Regions from separate parts of the Homo sapiens genome. Here region 1 is linked to region 2. Evidence: chromatin loops called from intact Hi-C (ENCODE). Cell type or tissue: PC-9. All regions are shown on one strand. Links, peaks and the distances in the headings refer to the core of each region. The heading gives the core; the rest is flanking DNA. Region 1 has its middle 37 kb from the start of PFKFB3. Region 2 has its middle 35 kb from the start of LINC02649.

What was found. Peaks named below come from ENCODE experiments on the same cell type or tissue, not always from the same donor. Only the 100,000 strongest peaks of a DNase experiment are listed, where the experiment ranks them.
Region 1: a loop joins it to region 2, with 8 times the contacts of the local background. A loop is called at or near these places in 2 of 110 quality-filtered maps.

The regions. Positions count from the first base shown.
Region 1 is chr10:6,236,843-6,242,218 of GRCh38, forward strand. It overlaps a transcript of PFKFB3 not described here. Among named protein-coding and RNA genes, the nearest start is that of PFKFB3, 37 kb to the left of the region's middle. In PC-9, for the core only: no CTCF peak of the experiment used is centred there; a DNase peak (open chromatin) is centred at 2,559; H3K27ac peaks cover 1,440 bases.
Region 2 is chr10:6,288,426-6,293,801 of GRCh38, forward strand. It overlaps a transcript of PFKFB3 not described here and the pseudogene SDCBPP1. Among named protein-coding and RNA genes, the nearest start is that of LINC02649, 35 kb to the right of the region's middle. In PC-9, for the core only: no CTCF peak of the experiment used is centred there; DNase peaks (open chromatin) are centred at 2,426, 2,896 and 4,386; H3K27ac peaks cover 2,051 bases.

The DNA.
Region 1 (5,376 bases), core at 195-5,194, 51 kb before region 2:
ATTCATCTGAGAGATGGGCTAGGTCCACAGTCACTGACTAAATACGGAAGATTCAGTAACCGGGTGGATGCTGTCGGGGAGAGGAGGGCTGGGGCCGGAGAGGGGTGGACGTTGTACACACCAGTCGTTTCCATTCGCTGCCTGGGCTCGGTTCCTTCCACTTCTCACTCCCTTAGCTCCGGCCACACTGGCCTCCTGCAGGTCTTCGAACTTGCCAACGTGCACCCACCGCAGGGCCTTCGAGAGTGCCGCTCCCTCCCCTGGGAGGTCTCCCCAGCTATCCGGGGTTCTCCCCGACACTTCCTCCCCATCCCCATTCAGTTATCAAAGCCTATGCCAAAAAGGCCTCCCGTCTCCCGAGTCCCTGCACACCTTTCGCAGTGTGTGTTGAATGCCTTGCCCTCTGTCTCCTGAACCTGGGCCTAAGATCCCGGAGAGCAGGGCAGCTCCCTGTGCCCCGTCATCGTCCATACGGACCTGGCCCGCAGTGGGCTCTGTCACTAAATGGATAACCAGTGCTGGGGAGAAGACCCAGATGATGTGCTGGTGAAGAGTGAGGCGTTCATTCAGCTTGCAGAAGGAGGCTTAGGAAGGCTTTATAGAAGAAAGGAAATGTGAGCAAAGATGTCGTTGAAAGTAACTTTTTTTGAATTAAAAATATTGTATTAACAAAAATTCAAAGCCTTCTGTGAGTTTTCAAAATCTGAATTTCACAATACTTGTGAGTTCTAAAGTTTGTTTTTTGAGACAGGGTTTTGCTCTGTCTCCCAGGCTGGAGTGCAGAGGTGTGACAGCTCACTGCAACCTCCGTCTCCAGGGCTCAAGTCATCCTCCCACCTCTGCCTCCCGAGTAGCTGGGACTACAGGCATGTGCCACCACGCCCAACTAATTTTTGTATTTTTTGTCGAGATGAGGTTTCGCCATGTTGCCCAGGCTGGTCTTGAACTCCTGAGCTCAAGTGAACTGCCTGCCTTAACCTCCCAAAGTGCTGGGATTACAGACGTGTGCCACCACGCCCAGCTAAAGACTGTTTTATAAACTTCATTTTAAGCTCATATTTTGCAAGACAACATAAGTGGGTTTGGATTCAGTTGTTCTCGGTGTGTGAGCCGGTCTTTCCAGTCAATTCATTGATGGTCTAGACAATTTGTGAAGGCGCTGGTTTCAACCTACAGTTTCTGACATACTCCTAAGACCAGGTGAAAAGAAAACCCCCATAAAGACACCCGAATCGCCTCAAAATATGACACTTCAGCCCTTGGGACTAAAGAGGACCCCTGGCGCAGTCCCTGAGAAATGTCTTTGGAGAAATTTTTATTTATTTATTTATTATTTTTTTGAGACAGAGTTTGGCTCTGTTGCCCAGGCTGGAGTGCAGTGGTACAATCTCAGCTCGCTGCAACCTCCACCTCCCAGGTTCAAGTGATCCTCCTGCCTCAGCCTCCTGAGTAGCTGGGATTACAGGTGCATGCCACTAAGCCCGGCTAAGTTTTATATTTTTAGTAGAGACAGCATTTTGCCATGTTTGTCAGGCTGGTCTTGAACTCCTGAACTCGGGTGATCTACCTGCCTTGGCCTCCCAAAGTGCCGGGATTACAGGTGTGAGCCACTGAGCCTGGCTGAGGTGCCATCTCAAAAAAAAAAAAAAAAAAAAAAAAAGATGTGAAGGAATGCCATAGTTCTCAGACTTATTGGGAGAACTAAATCTTTTTTTTTTTTTAACTTTTATTTTAAGTTCAGAGGTACATGTGCAGGATGTATAGACTTGTTAAATAGGTAAACTTGTGTCATGGGGGTTGGTTGTACAGATTATCTCATCACCCAGGCAGTAAGCTAGTACCCATTAGTTATTTTTCCTGATCCTCTCCCTCCTCCCACCCACCACCCTCTGATAGGCCCCAGTGTGTGGTGTTCCCCTCTATGTGTCCATGTGTTCTCATTATTTAGCTCCCACTTAAATGTAAGAACATGTGGTATCTGGTTTTCTGTTCCTGCATTAGTTTGCTGAGGATAATGGCCTCCAGCTCCTTCTATGTCCCTGCAAAGGATAGGATCTCATTCCTTTTCATGGCTGTATAGTATTCCATGGTGTGTATGTACCACATTTTCTTTATCCAGTCTATCATTGATGGGCATTTGGGTTGATTCCATGTCTTTGCTATTGTGAGTAGTGCTGCAATGAACATACGCGTGCATGTGTCTTCATGGCGGAACAACTTGTATTCCTTTGGGTATATAGCCAGTAATGGGATTGCTGGGTCGGATGGTATTTCTGACTTTAGGGGTTGAGAATTGCCCCACTGGGGAAGATGAAATATGAATGAAACACGCCTGACAGTTCCTGGCACAGAGAGAGCACCGCTGTGGTAGTTATTCATCTGAGCATGCATGCCCGGCGTTTCAAATGCAAGGTAGATGCTATTATCCCCACCTTTCAGATATGGAACTGTAGTCAGGAGAGCTTAAGGACGCTGCTTGATTTTGCTCAGCCATAACTGAGATAAACCAGGTCTGTTAGACTCGCAGATGAGTCACATCACAGCCTAAGGGCTCCACAGACTGCCAGGATGCTCCTGCATGAGTCAGCAGATCACAGGAAAGGGAGTTGAGTCGCATATTAATTAGCAAGCAGGGTTTCCTGTCCCTGGGGCTGTGGAGAGGTTTGTCAGTGTCCAGACGAACAACAGATTTTCTGGAGTGGGTCATAACTCAAGATGCTCACATAACGTTGGGGACCAGATGTCCATTCTGTAAGGCTATGTGTTTTTCCCTCCCTACCTCTTCCAGACAGCATCTTTGGGGATTTCCTATTCCTGGAGAACATGAAGACTTTCTAATATTTTTTTTTGAGAGAGGGTCTTGCTCTGTTGCCCAGGCTGGAGTGCAGTGGCATGATGTCGATTCACTGCAGCCTTGAACTCCCGGGCTCAAGCCATTCTCCCACCTCAGCCTCCCGAGTAGCTGAGACTTCAGGTGTGCGCCACCACGCCTGGCTAATGTTTGTATTTTTAGTAGAGATGGGGTTTCACCATGTTGGCCAGGCTGATCTCGAACTCCTGGACTCAAGCGATCTGCCCCACTGGGCCTCCCAAAGTGGTGGGATTATAGGCATGAGCCACCGTGCCTGACAATGAAGAATTTCTGAGGGGTACATTTGCATAGATAATTTTAAGGGAATGTTTTCGGATCCCCAACTTCCACATTCACCCTTTTCTAAAACAGACTGAGAAGTTTGCTTACATTCACAATAGTCTTTTACTGCTTTGCAAACAATAGGCCAAGCTCCTATTTATCTCATGCTCAGTGCTAGGATGCAGGACGTTTGCAAGTTAGCATTCCTAGATTTCTTACATGTACAAGAAAGGGCTTAGACTAGATGGTTTTTGGAAAACTTTTTATTTTGAAATAATTTATTTTATGTAAGTAGGTATGTATTTTTGAGATGGAGTCTCGCTTTGTCCCCCAGGCTGGACTGCGGTGGCACTATCTCGGCTCACTGGAAACTCCGCCTCCTGGGTTCAAGCGATTCTTGTGTCTCAGCCTCCCTAGTAGGTGGGATTACAGGTGCCCGCCTCCACGCCCAGATAATTTTCGCATTTTTAGTAGAGATGGGGTTTCACTGTGTTGGCCAGGCTGATCTCGAACTCCAACCTCAGGTGATCCGCCCGCCTCAGCCTCACAATGTGCTGGGATTACAGACGTGAGCCGCCGCGCCTGGCCTGAAATAATTTTAGATTTACAGAAGAGTTGCAAAGACAGTACAGAGAGTTCCTGTCTATGTTTCACCCAGCTGCCCGTAATATAAACATCTTACAACAACATGGTACCCTTGTCAAAACTATGAGTTAACATGATTAGTACAGTACTAGTAACAAAACTACAGACTTCATTCAGGTCTCACCAGTTTTTCCACTAATGCCGTTTTTCTGTTTCAGCATCCAGAGTCCAGGGTGTCACCTTATCTCCTTAGACTCCTTCAATCTGTGACAATTTCTCACTCTTTCCTTTTTATTTTTATTACCTTGATGCTTTTGCAGAGTACTAGTCAGGTATGTTGTAGAATGTTCTTTTTTTTTTTTGAGACAGATTCTCACTCTGTTGCCCATGCTGGAGTGCAATGGCATGATCTCAGCTCACTGCAACCTCCATCTCCCAGGTTCAAGTGATTCTCCTGCCTCAGCCTCCCAAGTAGCTGGGATTACAGGTGCACACCACCATGCCTGGTTAATTTTTTTGTATTTTTAGTAGAGACGGGGTTTCTCCATGTTGGCCAGGCTGGTCTCGAACTCCTGACCTCGTGATCCACCCACCTTGGCCTCCCAAAGTGCTGGGATTACAGCTGTGAGCCACCGCGCCTGGCCATAGAATGTTCTTTAGTTTGGGTTTGTCTCATGTTTTCTCATGATGGGACTGAGTCTGGTTAGGGATTTTGGGAAGAATCCCACCGAGGTGAAGCGCCCTTCTCATGACATCCTCTCTGAGGGGACACGGCCACACAGGACTTCCTTCTGGGGATGTTAACTTTGATCTTTGGTGAAGGTGGTGTCTAACCACTCTTACCAGGCTGGTATTTTTCCCCTTCAACTTTCAATTTTTTAGGAAGGAGTCACTTAGTCCAGCTCCCTTTCAAGGGGAGGGCAATGAGCTCCACCTCCGGAAGGGAGCAGTATCAAAGAATCTGTGGCCATGTGTTAAAACCATCACCAGGCCAGGTCGCATGGCTCATGCCTGTAATCTCAGTGCTTTGGGAGGCCAAGGTGGGAGGATCGCTTAAGCCCAGGAGTCCGATACCAGCCTGAGCAACATAGTGAGACCCCATCTCAACATACAAAAACTACCAGTGAAGGAGATACTTTGAGGGTATGTAAATATCCTGTTTCTCCTTAATGTTTCACTTTCTAATTTTAGCATCCATTAGTGTATTTTCCTTGCAGCAGATATTATTTGTATTGTGGTGTTCTAATGGTGGTTTTCTTTTTTTTAATTTTTTTTTGCTTTCTTTTCTTTTTTTTTTTTTAAGAGATGGGGATCTTACTCTGTCACCCAGGCTGGAGTGCAGTTGCACAATTATAGCTGACTGCAGCCTCTAACACCTGGGCTCAAGCAGTCCTCCCACCTCAGCCCCCCGAGTAGCTGGGATTACAGGTGTGAACCACCATGTCCTGCTTAATTTTTAAATTTTTTGTGGAGTTGGGTGTCACTATTTTGCCCAGGCTGGTCTTTAACTGGCCTCAAGTGATTCTTCCCGCCTCAGCCTCTCAAAGTGCAGGGATTATAGGCTTATGCTACCTTGCCAGGCCCTTATTCGTGAGTTTCAATTTTCCTTATTCCTTTTACACTTATTTGTAATTCTTTCATAAGGAAAATCTGTTCCG
Region 2 (5,376 bases), core at 69-5,068:
TCCCATCTATGAGTGAGAACACGCGGTGTTTGGTTTTTTGTCCTTGCAATAGTTTGCTGAGAATGATGATTTCCAATTTCATCCATGTCCCTACAAAGGACATGGACTCATCCTTTTTTATGGCTGCATAGTATTCCATGGTGTATATGTGCCACATTTTCTTAATCCAGTCTATCATTGTTGGACATTTGGGTTGGTTCCAAGTCTTTGCTATTGTGAATAGTGCCACAATAAACATACGTGTGCATGTGTCTTTATAGCAGCATGATTTATAGTCCTTTGGGTATATACCCAGTAATGGGATGGCTGGGTCAAATGGTATTTCTAGTTCTAGATCCTTGCAGAATCGCCACACTGTCTTCCACAATGGTTGAACTAGCTTACAGTCCCACCAACAGTGTAAAAGTGTTCCTATTTCTCCACATCCTCTCCAGCACCTGTTTTTTCCTGACTTTTTAATGATCACCATTCTAACTGGTGTGAGATGGTATCTCACTGTGGTTTTGATTTGCATTTCTCTGATGGCCAGTGATGGTGAGCATTTTTTCATGTGTTTTTTGGCTGCATAAATGTCTTCTTTTGAGAAGTGTCTGTTCATGTCCTTCACCCACTTTTTGATGGGGTTGTTTGTTTTTTTCTCGTAAATTTGTTTGAGTTCATCGTAGATTCTGGATATTAGCCTTTTGTCAGATGAGTAGGTTGCGAAAATTTTCTCCCATTTTGTAGGTTGCCTGTTCACTCTCATGGTAGTTTCTTTTGCTGTGCAGAAGCTCTTTAGTTTAATTAGATCTCATTTGTCAATTTTGGCTTTTGTTGCCATTGCTTATGGTGTTTTAGACATGAAGTCCTTGCCCATGCCTATGTCCTGAATGGTAATGCCTAGGTTTTCTTCTAGGGTTTTTATGGTTTTAGGTCTAACATTTAAGTCTTTAATCCATCTTGAATTAATTTTTGTGTAAGGTGTAAGGAAGGGATCCAGTTTCAGCTTTCTACATATGGCTAGCTAGTTTTCCCAGCACCATTTATTAAATAGGGAATCCTTTCCCCATTGCTTGTTTTTCTCAGGTTTGTCAAAGATCAGATAGTTGTAGATAAGTGGCATTATTTCTGAGGGCTCTGTTCTGTTCCATTGATCTATATCTCTGTTTTGGTACCAGTACCATGCTGTTTTGGTTACTGTAGCCTTGTAGTATAGTTTGAAGTCAGGTAGCGTGATGCCTCCAGCTTTGTTCTTTTGGCTTAGGATTGACTTGGCGATGCGGGCTCTTTTTGGTTCCATATGAACTTTGAAGTAGTTTTTTCCAATTCTGTGAAGAAAGTCATTGGTAGCTTGATGGGGATGGCATTGAATCTATAAATTACCTTGGGCAGTATGGCCATTTTCATGATATTGATTCTTCCTACCCATGAGCATGGAATGTTCTTCCATTTGTTTGTATCCTCTTTTATTTCATTGAGCAGTGGTTTGTAGTTCTCCTTGAAGAGGTCCTTCACGTCCCTTGTAAGTTGGATTCCTAGGTATTTTATTCTCTTTGAAGCAATCGTGAATGGGAGTTCACTCATGATTTGGCTCTCTGTTTGTCTGCTATTGGTGTATAAGAATGCTTGTGATTTTTGTACATTGATTTTGTATCCTGAGACTTTGCTGAAGTTGCTTATCAGCTTAAGGAGATTTTGGGCTGAGACAGTGGGGGTTTCTAGATATACAATCATGTCATCTGCAAACAGGGACAATTTGACTTCCTCTTCTCCTAATTGAATACCCTTTATTTCCTTCTCCTGCCTGATTGCCCTGGCCAGAACTTCCAACACTATGTTGAATAGGAGTGGTGAGAGAGGGCATCCCTGTCTTGTGCCAGTTTTCAAAGAGAATGCTTCCAGTTTTTGCCCATTCAGTATGATATTGGCTGTGGGTTTGTCATAGATAGCTCTTATTATTTTGAGATATGTCCCATCAATACCTAATTTATTGAGAGTTTTTAGCATGAAGCGTTGTTGAATTTTGTCAAAGGCCTTTTCTGCATCTATTGAGATAATCTTCTGGCTTCTTTCAAGATTTTCTTTTTGTCTTTGATTTTTTTTTTTTTTTTTGAGACAGAGTCTTGCTCTATTGCCCAGGCTGGAGTGCAGTGGTGCGATCTCAGCTCACTACAACCTCCACCTCCTGGGTACAAATGATTCTTGTGCCTCAGCCTCCTGAGTAGCTGGGATTACAGGCACCCACCACCATGCCCAGCTAACTTTTTTTTTGTATTGTTAGTAGAGACGGGGTTTCACCATGTTGGCTAGACTGGTTTCGAACTCCTGACCTCAGGTGATCTGCCTGCCTTGGCCTCCCAGAGTGTTGGGATTACAGGCATAAGCCACCACGCCTGGCCTGTCTTTGATTTTCTAGATGTACATTTCTTTGGTATTTATCATGCTTGGTGTATTTATCCTCCTCTGAGCTTCCTGGTTTTGTGGTTTGGTATCTGTCATTAATTTTGGAAAATTTTCATCCATTATTACTTCAAATATTTTTTTCTGTCTCTTTCTCTTTTTTTCTGTGTGGTATTCCCATTACATGTTTGTTGCATACATGAGTTTCATTTTTTATTTTTGTTTTTAACTTTATGTGTACATATTTAATTAAAATAGAATAGGCATAAATCAAAAACAAGAAAATAATCAGGATAAAGTGTCCTGTCATTTAGTTTGCAAGGAGGAATCAGGAAGTGCAACAAATTACTAGAAAAATATTCTAAAACCATCTGAAGTGGCTAGGTTACATAATCTTCAGAGTCAAATGCCAAAGTTAAGTATTATACCACTTAATCCACAAATGAAAAAAAAGAGGAGTCAAAAGTTTATCTTGTTCAGGCTGGGCGTGGTGGCTCATGCCTATAATCCCAGCACTTTGGGAGGCCAAGGTGGGCGGATCACTTGAGGTCAGCCTGGTCAACATGGTGAAACCCTGTCTCCACAAAAAATAAAAAGATTAGCTGGGCATGGTGGTGCATGTCTGCAGTCCCAGCTACTCAAGAGGCTGAGGCAGGAGAATTGCTCAAGCCCAAGAGGCAGAGGTTGCATTGAGCAGAGATTGTGCCGCTGCACTCCAGCCTGGGCAGTGGAATAAGTGAGACTCTGTCTCAAAAAAAAAAAAAAAAAAAGTGTCCTGTTTACTAGAACAATTTTTACATTCAATCTATAGTGCTACTGGCAACTTTCAGAAGAAAGAAGTTTCCATTATGCATTGACTAGAAAATCTCAAATACAACTAAGCAGCTATGCTATGCTATAGCTCGTTAAGTATCATTAAACTGCTCTGGGCTAGTGTACATTTCAGATTAATAGAGAACCACATTTTGCGTTTTAGAAAGGCAGCAGTAATTCTATTTCAGCTTTTAGTCTGGATGCTTAACACAGTTAAGGCGACAGTTCAAGCACATTAAGTGAAGGTAGTTAAGATTTCAGAACAATCATCACCATCTCTTACAACCTACATACACTGTTTAATGCTTACGTGGAAGGAAACCAGTGGTTTTTTTTTTTTTTTTTTTTTTTTTTGAGACAAAGTCTCACTCTGTTGCTTAGGCTGGCATACAGTGGTTTGATCTTGGCTCACTGCAACCTCCACCTCCCGAGTTCAAGCAATTCTGCTGCCTCAGCCTCCCGAGTAGCTGGGATTACAGGCATGTGCCACCATGCCTGGCTAAGTTTTATATTTTTAGTAGAGACAGGTTTTCACCATGTTGGCCAGGCTGGTCTCGAACTCCTGATCTCAAGTGATCCTCCCACCTCAGCATCCCAAAGTGCTGGGATTACAAGTGTGAGCCACAGCACCCAGCCGAAACCAGTGTACTTTTTTTTTTTCTTTTTTTTTTTTTTTTTTTTTTTTGAGACAGAGTCTCACTCTGTCGCCCAGGCTGGAGTGCAGTGGCGCAATCTCGGCTCACTGCAAGCTCCGCCTCCTGGGTTCATGCCATTCTCCTGCCTCAGCCTCCCGAGTAGCTGGGACTACAGGCGCCCACCACCACACCCAGCTAATTTTTTTGTATTTTTAGTAGAGACAGGGTTTCACCATCTCTACTAGCCAGGATGGTCTCGATCTCCTGACCTCGTGATCTGCCCACTTCAACCTTCCAAAGTGCTGGGATTACAGGCGTGAGCCACCGTGCCTGGCCCGAAACCAGTGTTCTTAATTGGCATTTTATACACACATACACAGAATTAAAAAAAAAAAAAACTATCAAGGGCAATCATTCTAAGTGTACTGTGGTAGAATGTGTTAAAAATGCAAACATCCCATAGAACTAAAGTAACATGAACAGCACTTCTCATGGCCTAGGAGAAAGGTGACTGGTTCTCACACAAAGCTAAGCCTGTATCAGTCATTCTAATCACAATGGCTTATGAAAGTATCAGGTTTCCGGAAAAGCAACTATTCCAGGAAAGTCAGTAAATCTCTTGAAAGTTTCACCTCTATAAAACCAGGATAAGGCTACAGCTCTCTTGAAATCTGAACAGGTTATCAGATGAAACAGTAAGATTCCCAGCCATAATGTGAGATGGAAAGATCCTCATGCAGCGTATGCTCAATTGCTGGCCCCAGAAAGCCTCACGTGCAGAATACAGAAGTTGCCAAAGAAGGAAACGGAGACGTTCAGCTACATTTCCGTCGTGTGATGAATTTTAAACCCTCAGGAATGGTGTGGTCTATTAGGCTTTTCATCATGCTTGGTGTCATCCACTTAATCTGTTCAAAGATAAAAGAAGACATGATTGTAATAGTAACTCGAGTCCCAGATGTTGACAGTATGTCTGCAATTTGAGAGTCCTTCAGTCCAGTGACCTTCTGTCTGTTGATTTCACAGATGTTGTGTTCTGTGAGAAGACCATTTCTGGCTACAGAACTGTCTTTCACTATGGATGTTATCTTTTCTTTCTTTCTTTCTTTCGGAGATGGAGTCTTACTCTGTTGGCCAGGCTGGAGTGGAGTGGTGCAATCTCGGCTCACTTCATCCCCTGCCTCCTGGATTCAAACAATTTTCCTGCCTCAGCCTCCTGAGTAGCTGGGATTATAGGTGTGCACCACCATGCCTGGCTAATTTTTGTAGTTTTAGTAGAGATGGGGTTTCACCACATTGGCCAGGCTGGTCTCAAACTCCTGACATAAGGTGATCTGCCTGCCTTGGCCTCCCAAAGTGCTGGGATTACAGGCGTGAGCCACGACGTCCGGTCTATTTTTCCATTTTAAATGATAAAACCAACATGTCCAGTGCTATCCTTATGCATGGTAATTGTCCATTCAAAGGGCCTGTCATGAATGGACGTAGAAATCTTCTCTTGAAAAGCCTGTTTGAGCACCTTGTGCACTTTATCTGAGCTCCAGCCTGC